Linked DNA regions of Mus musculus: regions 1 and 3 are each linked to region 2. Evidence: chromatin loops called from intact Hi-C (ENCODE). Cell type or tissue: gastrocnemius. All regions are shown on one strand.

Evidence for each region. Peaks named below come from ENCODE experiments on the same cell type or tissue, not always from the same donor. Only the 100,000 strongest peaks of a DNase experiment are listed, where the experiment ranks them.
Region 1: it touches region 2 in a loop (2.3-fold over the local background); 15 of 42 quality-filtered maps call a loop at or near these places.
Region 3: it touches region 2 in a loop (4-fold over the local background); 15 of 42 quality-filtered maps call a loop at or near these places.

What each region holds. Positions count from the first base shown.
Region 1 is chr5:118,601,568-118,604,067 of GRCm38, reverse strand. The region is part of intron 2 of Med13l (mediator complex subunit 13-like); the gene reads right to left. Among named protein-coding and RNA genes, the nearest start is that of Med13l, 42 kb to the right of the region's middle. In gastrocnemius, no CTCF peak of the experiment used is centred here; a DNase peak (open chromatin) is centred at 1,141.
Region 2 is chr5:118,654,012-118,656,511 of GRCm38, reverse strand. All of the region lies in intron 2 of Med13l (mediator complex subunit 13-like), which reads right to left. Among named protein-coding and RNA genes, the nearest start is that of Med13l, 95 kb to the right of the region's middle. In gastrocnemius, CTCF peaks have their summits at 610 and 1,304; DNase peaks (open chromatin) are centred at 1,305 and 1,717; H3K27ac peaks cover 496 bases.
Region 3 is chr5:118,593,717-118,596,216 of GRCm38, reverse strand. All of the region lies in intron 2 of Med13l (mediator complex subunit 13-like), which reads right to left. Among named protein-coding and RNA genes, the nearest start is that of Med13l, 34 kb to the right of the region's middle. In gastrocnemius, a CTCF peak has its summit at 1,197; DNase peaks (open chromatin) are centred at 1,176 and 1,511; H3K4me3 peaks cover 448 bases; H3K27ac peaks cover 835 bases.

The sequences.
Region 1 (2,500 bases), 52 kb after region 2:
AATCACTTATCAACAAGTCTCCTCCCTTCCTCCAGACTATGAAAGGAAAGAGTAAGCTATAAATCAGTCCTTCAGAATGTCTAGTTCAAAGGTAAAGCCAGAGGAAATATTTTCAAATATAAACCAAACCTAATGGACTTGCTGTCACATACATACATACATTCATACATACATACATATCCTCAATTTAAATGAAATATATCTATAACCCAAACCTTCTTCCAGTTTGGGCCCAGCAGTTTCTATGATCTTCACTGTTTTTTTTTTCTTCTTGCTTCTCCTACAGACAATCAGGGTGACAGGTGAGTGACAAGTCAAGATCACTTCATCCCAAGAGCTGAAGGCCAGGAAAGATGGCCGTGTCCTCACTGGGACCACGCCTGCTTTCTAACTGCCTATCTACCCAGTGGCCAGCAAGGATGTCTGGTAAACCCTACACTACCTTATTGCCATGCGCATGTCAACTGTTTCCCTACAGAGCACTCTTGCCTGACTGGTGAGTTACAAGGGATGTTTCTTTTACTGTAAGCCCTAAAACATCCCCAATGCCGCCTCTAATTTTAAAAATTATCAAAGTCCTGCATGCACTCATATACATATAAAAAATAAATCTTTAAAAATTAAATACGTAAGAGAAGGAAAGGGGTCATGACCCAGAGGTTGAAAACCGCTACTCTAGAGGGTCATCTGTGCATCTCTGTTAAATTAATCCACGAGGTGTTCCATGAATAAGTTGTCTTTTAAACAATATTATTTTAAAGCCAAGATACTGAATAAAAAAATAACTAAGTTTAGTTTCCTTAACAGTTAGTAGCTTTACTCTAGTTATGTAATTAAAATTCTCCGTACAGTAATTTGCATATTGGTAATTATAACCCATTCCTCCTAAATATAACAAAGGCAAGGTTAGATTTCTATCCTCACAAAACAACAGGCACTCAAACTTAAAGACAGAACAGTCCTGTGCATCCTAGCCACTTGGCGAGTCAATGGTATCTTTGCCCTTTGTGCAAAGTCAGAGTCAAAACGGGAGGGGGGTTGGGGGGGACAGGTGACTTTGTGAGCCAGATCTCAACGTTGGCTGGCTTCTCACAGCTCTCTCCTGGGTTCCTCAGAATACCTCTGGTGTCTCTGCCTGGAATTTCCGCTTAACATGCAATGGCATGATTGGCTGAGAGTCTCTTCAGATGGACCATCTGCCAACGGTTCAAAGCGTTTGGTTCAGAGGAAGGAATTAGAGCTACTTCTGAAAGGCATGCCAGCCACTGCCATGTGAGATTTAGGTAAAACTGTTCCTTTAGCTTTTCCATCTTTTCTTTTTTTAATAAAGCTTTTCCAAGTTCAAGGCCAGCCCCGTGTATTCAGTGAGTTCCAGGACAGTCAGGGTTACACAGGGAGACCCTGTCTCAAAAAGCAAACAAAACAGTTTCAAGCTTAACTCACCTATTTTAAAAAGAGTTACAGACTGAGAAAAAGTAAGGAAACTAGAAAATGCTTCCAATTTCTTTGTTCTGGTTTGTTTTGTTTGTGACAAGTCTTGAGATACAACACTGGCTGGCCTAGAACTCAAACTTAATGATAATTCCCCTGCCTCTTCCTAGGAATGCTGGAATTACAGGAATCCACCATGCTTTGGAAACACTGGTCCTTTGAATGCTTAGAGCCTGTATTCTAAACCGCTCTCAGCATTGAATTAGACTGCCCACACCATGAGAGCCCAGCAGCAACACCATCTGAGCGGCGTGCATGGACCACACAGCAGCCCAGCGTGGCTCTGGCGGCACCCACCGTATAAACACCTATCGCAGCAGCAGCACAGGGTCTGCTGAGACTGCCGGGAATGACATGGGAGTAAGACCTCAGCCAGTATTTGCTTCTTCCAGTTCAATTACCCTGTACTCAGACTTCCACATGGAAACCACATGACAAAGCCAACTTCTTCTAGATCCCCGCCTCTCAGGCTGAGGTACTGAGCACTCACCAAGCCAGTGCAAGGCCCTAGGTTTAAGCAACAGAGGGGAGAAACGGATTCTGATGTATCTGAAGAAGCCATCAACAACTGGTAACAGCTAAACTGCAAACGAACCAGCAAGGTGAATGAACCATCACGCAAGGGTGCTTGCTCGCGGTCAAGCTGGACAGCCTGAGTTCCAACCCACATCCCAGAGAGAGAGAGAGAGAGAAAACAGAGTCCCACAATGTGTCTTCTGATCTCTACAGATGAACTGTGGTGTGCACGCATGAACATGTGCACAGAAATATACACTCTCTGAAAGAATGAATAAAACTTAAACCATCTTAGAATTTGACAGAAAGTGTGTGTTCTACTCTTTAAAGAAAGAGTCTCAACCAAGACAGTGCTGGGTGAAGTTAAGGGACTAATTCACACAGCCCCACTAACCACAACAAAAGCCACCACCACGTGTTCTGTATGTACTAAATCTATCAAAACCAGAGGTACAGGCAAAGCAGCAGAACCTCGACTATTTCCTATAAGCCA
Region 2 (2,500 bases):
AACAGACATCTTAACCCTGGCAGCTCTCGCTGGCAGAGAGGATAGCTATGGTTAATGTACATACATTTTTGAGTGTTTTATTGATGGTTTTGTCTTTTGCTTTTGAGACTGGGTCTCTCTATGTAGTCCTGGAGCTCACAATGTAAACCAAACTAGCTTGACCTCAAACTCACTGAGCTCCTCTGCCTCTGCCTCCAGAATGCTGGGAGTACGTACACCACGCCTGGCAAAACAATACTTTACAATTCGATTGGAAATGAAGTATGCCTCAACAGGAAATCTTGCATACCACAAGCAAAGCTGCCTGTTTCCAAACATGCTGCTCTCTCATTTCCTTCCTTGATTTGTCCTGGAGCACTGACCACAGGCTGGCTCACCGTCCAGCTTAGATGAGAGCTCACTGCAAACCAGAGTTTCCCCGCTTTGTTTCAAAGCTGCATGCCCAATGCCCAGAACATTACTCAAGGAAGCGAGCATCTGAGAAATATCTAAGCCCTTCTTTTGGCATGGGGCTGGCATTGCTATTTCTGATACAGGTGACTTTTAGTACTCCAGCTAGAGTGACACTGTCACTGGCAGGAATGTGACACTACAGCAGGTAGAACCCAAACTGCTTTGTCCCTCTGAAATGCCACTCTTGGCAATATTAATTAGAGGAGCTTCCTGGATAAGGGCATGTCTTGAGGTGAACGGCAAACCAACCTACTCAGTTCTCACCTGCTGGTAAAAGGAATGCAGAAAACGGATGATCACAAGAAGCAGTCCAGAACAAACCCTCAGAGCAACTGTCTTCCCACACTGGGGCAGTCAGACGTGCCTGTGATTCCTTGCTGTCCAGCAGGAGCAGTAGCTGCCGTGGCACAGTTGTCACAGTGCAATCCCGTCACCTCACACACTGCTCTGCTACTCTACCACAGCTCCGTTTACAGAAGAGCAATGCCTGCTGTCCTGTTTGCTTCCCTTGTCTGCTAATTGTTTTCCTGTTTGTTTACTGTGTTGTTTTAAATGTGTCCTCTACCCATCCGAACATAATAACCATGAGAACAGACAGACAATAGGGCTGATCAAAACAAATACATATCCATTGAATTGAATTTAATAGAGATCAAGATGTCAATAAAATTAATCTTCAACTCACAACCTTATTTCTATACAATTCAATTAACATGCTAAGTATCCATACAGGAGCCTAATATGAGGGCAATTAAATAAACCCCAATTAATTTGCTACCATTCTGTATTCAAACCATTATGGAGGCTGGAGGCCAGCTGTGATCACACACATGAAAGGAATGCAGGCAAGCAGCAAACATTAGGTGGCGGCAGCACACTGTATTATGTGCCTCCTTCTTCACTTGTAGAAATCTGACCTATATAAACAGGATACACAAAGAGCTTTACATGTAAAAAATATGAATGGTCTAATACGGAAAATATATAAATAAAGTTATCCCTTAGTAACCAGGTTTTCCACATTATTTCTATAAAAAGGAAAACAGAACAGAACAACCCGATTGACCAGTGCCAGTGAGTGTGGCAATTTTCTGTACCATCTCACTCTCCATCTAAGCAGCCAGCTTCACCTTCACGATGGAAGACCATGCCTGCTTCTCAGCATCCTAGACACACAGCTTTGCGGGCCACATGCACTCACCAGCATCATCCTGCCTGCTGGCCTGCTTCACTAGCAGCCTGGCCAGTCGGTCGGTTGGTCGATCGGTCGGGCTCGGTATGGTGGCTAAGGTCTCCCAATTCCTCCACTTGGAGCCCGCCCATCACTTGCAGCTCAGCACAGCTCACTGAACTGTCTCCTGACACCCAGCCCACCCCTCTTCTGTTCTCTCGAAGTTAGACAGAGTAGCTCTATGGCTGTCGTCCTCTCATCCTGAAGCACACTGAGAATTGTGTGTCTACCTTGCAGGGGACTCTCCTGAAAGTAGAAGGTCTGGAAAGTTCAGAATGGCAGTCACACCCCTGTGCTTGGCTCTCCACACCACCCTCTAGCATACGACATACTTTATGCCCGTGGCTGACTTCTTTATCAAACTCCCCTACTAGAGCTTAAAATCCACAAATCAGGTTCAGATTTTCGCTTGGCTTCATCCCCAGGGCCTGGTAAACAGTGGCACTCAAACACTTCTGAGCAAATGTTCCCTCTTATCAAACAAGTACATCTAGAAATAGGGCTGTAGCTGCTTGGGGCTGGCCAGACATGTGGCTACAGATGTTCAAGGTACCTGAGCTTCAGAGCGAGACCCTACTTCAAAGGGAAAACAACCAAAACCTCCTACTATTATTGCCACTTGTTTTTTAAGGTCAAGCTTGCACAATTCATATATCCGTGTACATAAAAAACAAAATGACACTTTTAAAGCAATGATTATTTAAATCAAGTCTGTCATCTTGTTCATCACATGCTGGAATATTCTGGGTTGTTTGTTTGTTTGTTTTGTTTTGATTTTTAAGTAAAACCTCTCTTTACTGTGTCTTTATTGGAAGT
Region 3 (2,500 bases), 60 kb after region 2:
CACGGCTGCTCAGCAAGAGGAGGCACTTACAGTTCTCAAAGGAAAAGAGCATAAAGAAGACACCATTCCCCGGGGCAAACACAACTGTCAGCTGACACCTTTGGCTCAGGCCCATGCTCAAAGAGCAGTGTCCTCCACCTCTTTCAGTGGTCATCCTGCTGGCCAGTATAATTAAAATGTAGTGTGTCTGCTGAAAGTGGCCCACACCTTTAACCCCTGCACTCGGGAGGCAGAGGCAGGCGGATTCCTATGAGTATGAAGCCAGCTTGATCTACAGAGCAAGTTCCAGGTCAGCCAGACCTACAAAGTGAGACTTTGATTGTAAAATAAATAAATAAATAGCATTTCTATAACTTAAAACAAAACAAAAAAAAATTTTTTTAAATAAGTCAATCTTTGCTTAACTCTTGCCAGTATATTCTCACATTAATGACCTACGTGTGTGACATGAAGCAGCTCGGGAAGAGCAGTCCATGCTTACACGAGTTTTAATAGTGCTGCAACAAGCTGGTCTCACACAACAGCACTCACTTTGCTATCAAGCCAGGCCATGTGTTTTCTAACTTGTTACGAAATGAACTGAAGACATCAGGAAGGAGAAACAGAACCAAAAGTAACAAGGAAGAGCTGGGAGGTGGCTCAGCAGGTAAAGGTGCTTGTCACTAAGTTACCTGAGCCTAATGGCTCAGCAGGTAAAGGTGCTTGTTACTAAGTTTCCTGGGCCTAATGGCTCAGCAGGTAAAGGTGCTTGTTACTGAGTTTCGTGGGCCTAAGCCTTAGGATGTCTCCACAGGTATGCCATGGTGCACATGACCTCCCATCAATCAGTGATAGTTTAAAATATTTTTTTAAGATGAGAAACTAAAGGAGAAAAATGTTTAAAAATCCACACATGAAAAAACTAAAAGAATGCAACAGTTTTACATTCAAACAAACACAAATATAACCTACCAGCTAGAAGCTCTCTTAGAGACTCTGAAAACCCAAACCGTAGGTGGTGTGAAGCTCTAGCTGCATCTACATCACCTACTAATTACACGAGGTTTGGACATGGACATAAATTCTGAGTCTGCGGATGAGCGCACTAGAAAGCAACCTCCCCTAGATAGAGTGAACATACACTAGAGCATCAGGGAAGAGGTTTGCAGCCCAGAGGTAGCTCAATTAGTCCACTGTGCTATACTGCCCCCTAGCTGCTGTGGCAAGATACACCACCAACAGGAGAAAAAAAACAAAACAAAACCAAACAAACAGGGCTGCCAACAAGTTTCAAGAATTTGGCAGGAAATCCTTTAGGCAAATTTAGAACCTTTAAAGCAGACCCACAAGAATACACCGGAGTTTGCTTTATGTCTTCCCGTAATAAATAATAAGAACATAAACTAACGACACATCTCAGCAATGCCTGCAACATTTCAACCACAAACTAACTAGAGCGGATTAAGTTCTAAAGCCAGGCGAGAAGGGCCAGCACTCCCCAGAGAAGGGCCAGCACTCCCCACGGAGACATGGGCTAGCCAAGCAAGGCGCACAGCCTGTCACACAGCTCCACACAGCTCAGACTCAGGGAGTCCTCGGGCAGCACAGCAGCGTGGGAAGGCCTGCCTCCAAACCACAGAACAGCCTGGAACAGCTCCTGACTTAGAGAATTCTGTAGGACATGAATGAGAAACTTGGCGAGAGGAATGGAAACTACTAATAATATTTTCTGCTACTGTAAATGTATGGTAAACATAAAAAATAGTTTAGACTAACAAATATTTTTGCATTAATTCAAAGTTTCCAGGTGTCAGATGCAAACTGAAGTCAAAATTTAGTTAATTAAAAGTTAGTATTTCTGGAATCAGTAAGAGAAATAAACTGAGATACTTTAAAGAAACTTATCTTTCCCGAAAACAGTATCCAAGGTTAATTTAAGATTTGTCCAGTAAAAGATGCATTAGATTTCTGCATTTTCAATTTGCCAACAAAGAGTTGAGCTGTTCACATAGCTGTCTTACTAGTTACTCACAACTCACTATTAATTTAAAAACAGGGGTGCCAGGCGGTGGTGGCGTACACCTTTAATCCCAGCACTCGGGAGGCAGAGACAGGCGGATTTCTGAGTTCAAGGCCAGCCTGGTCTACAAAGTGAGTTACAGGACAGCCAGGGATATATAGAGAAACCCTGTCTCGAAAAAGCCAAAACACAAAACAAAAACAAAAACAAAACAAAAAAGCAGGGTCAGAGCCTTGTCTCCTCCCAGACACTGCCCACTGGGTACACAGTACTCTAACAGTAATGATTTCAGAGGCCAGAAGGACAGGGTGGTGAACCCCTGTACCCCAGTTGGCAAGAGGCTGAGCCAGAAGGAGTGCTTCAAGTTTAAGGCTATATGTTGACTCTGTCTGTAAATGATAAAAGAATGGACTTAAGGTGATCTTACAAGGTTCTAATTTTCAGCATGACTAAGGAAGAACAAGAGAGTTTAAGGAAAGAGAAATGTGGGGGGCGGAGGTG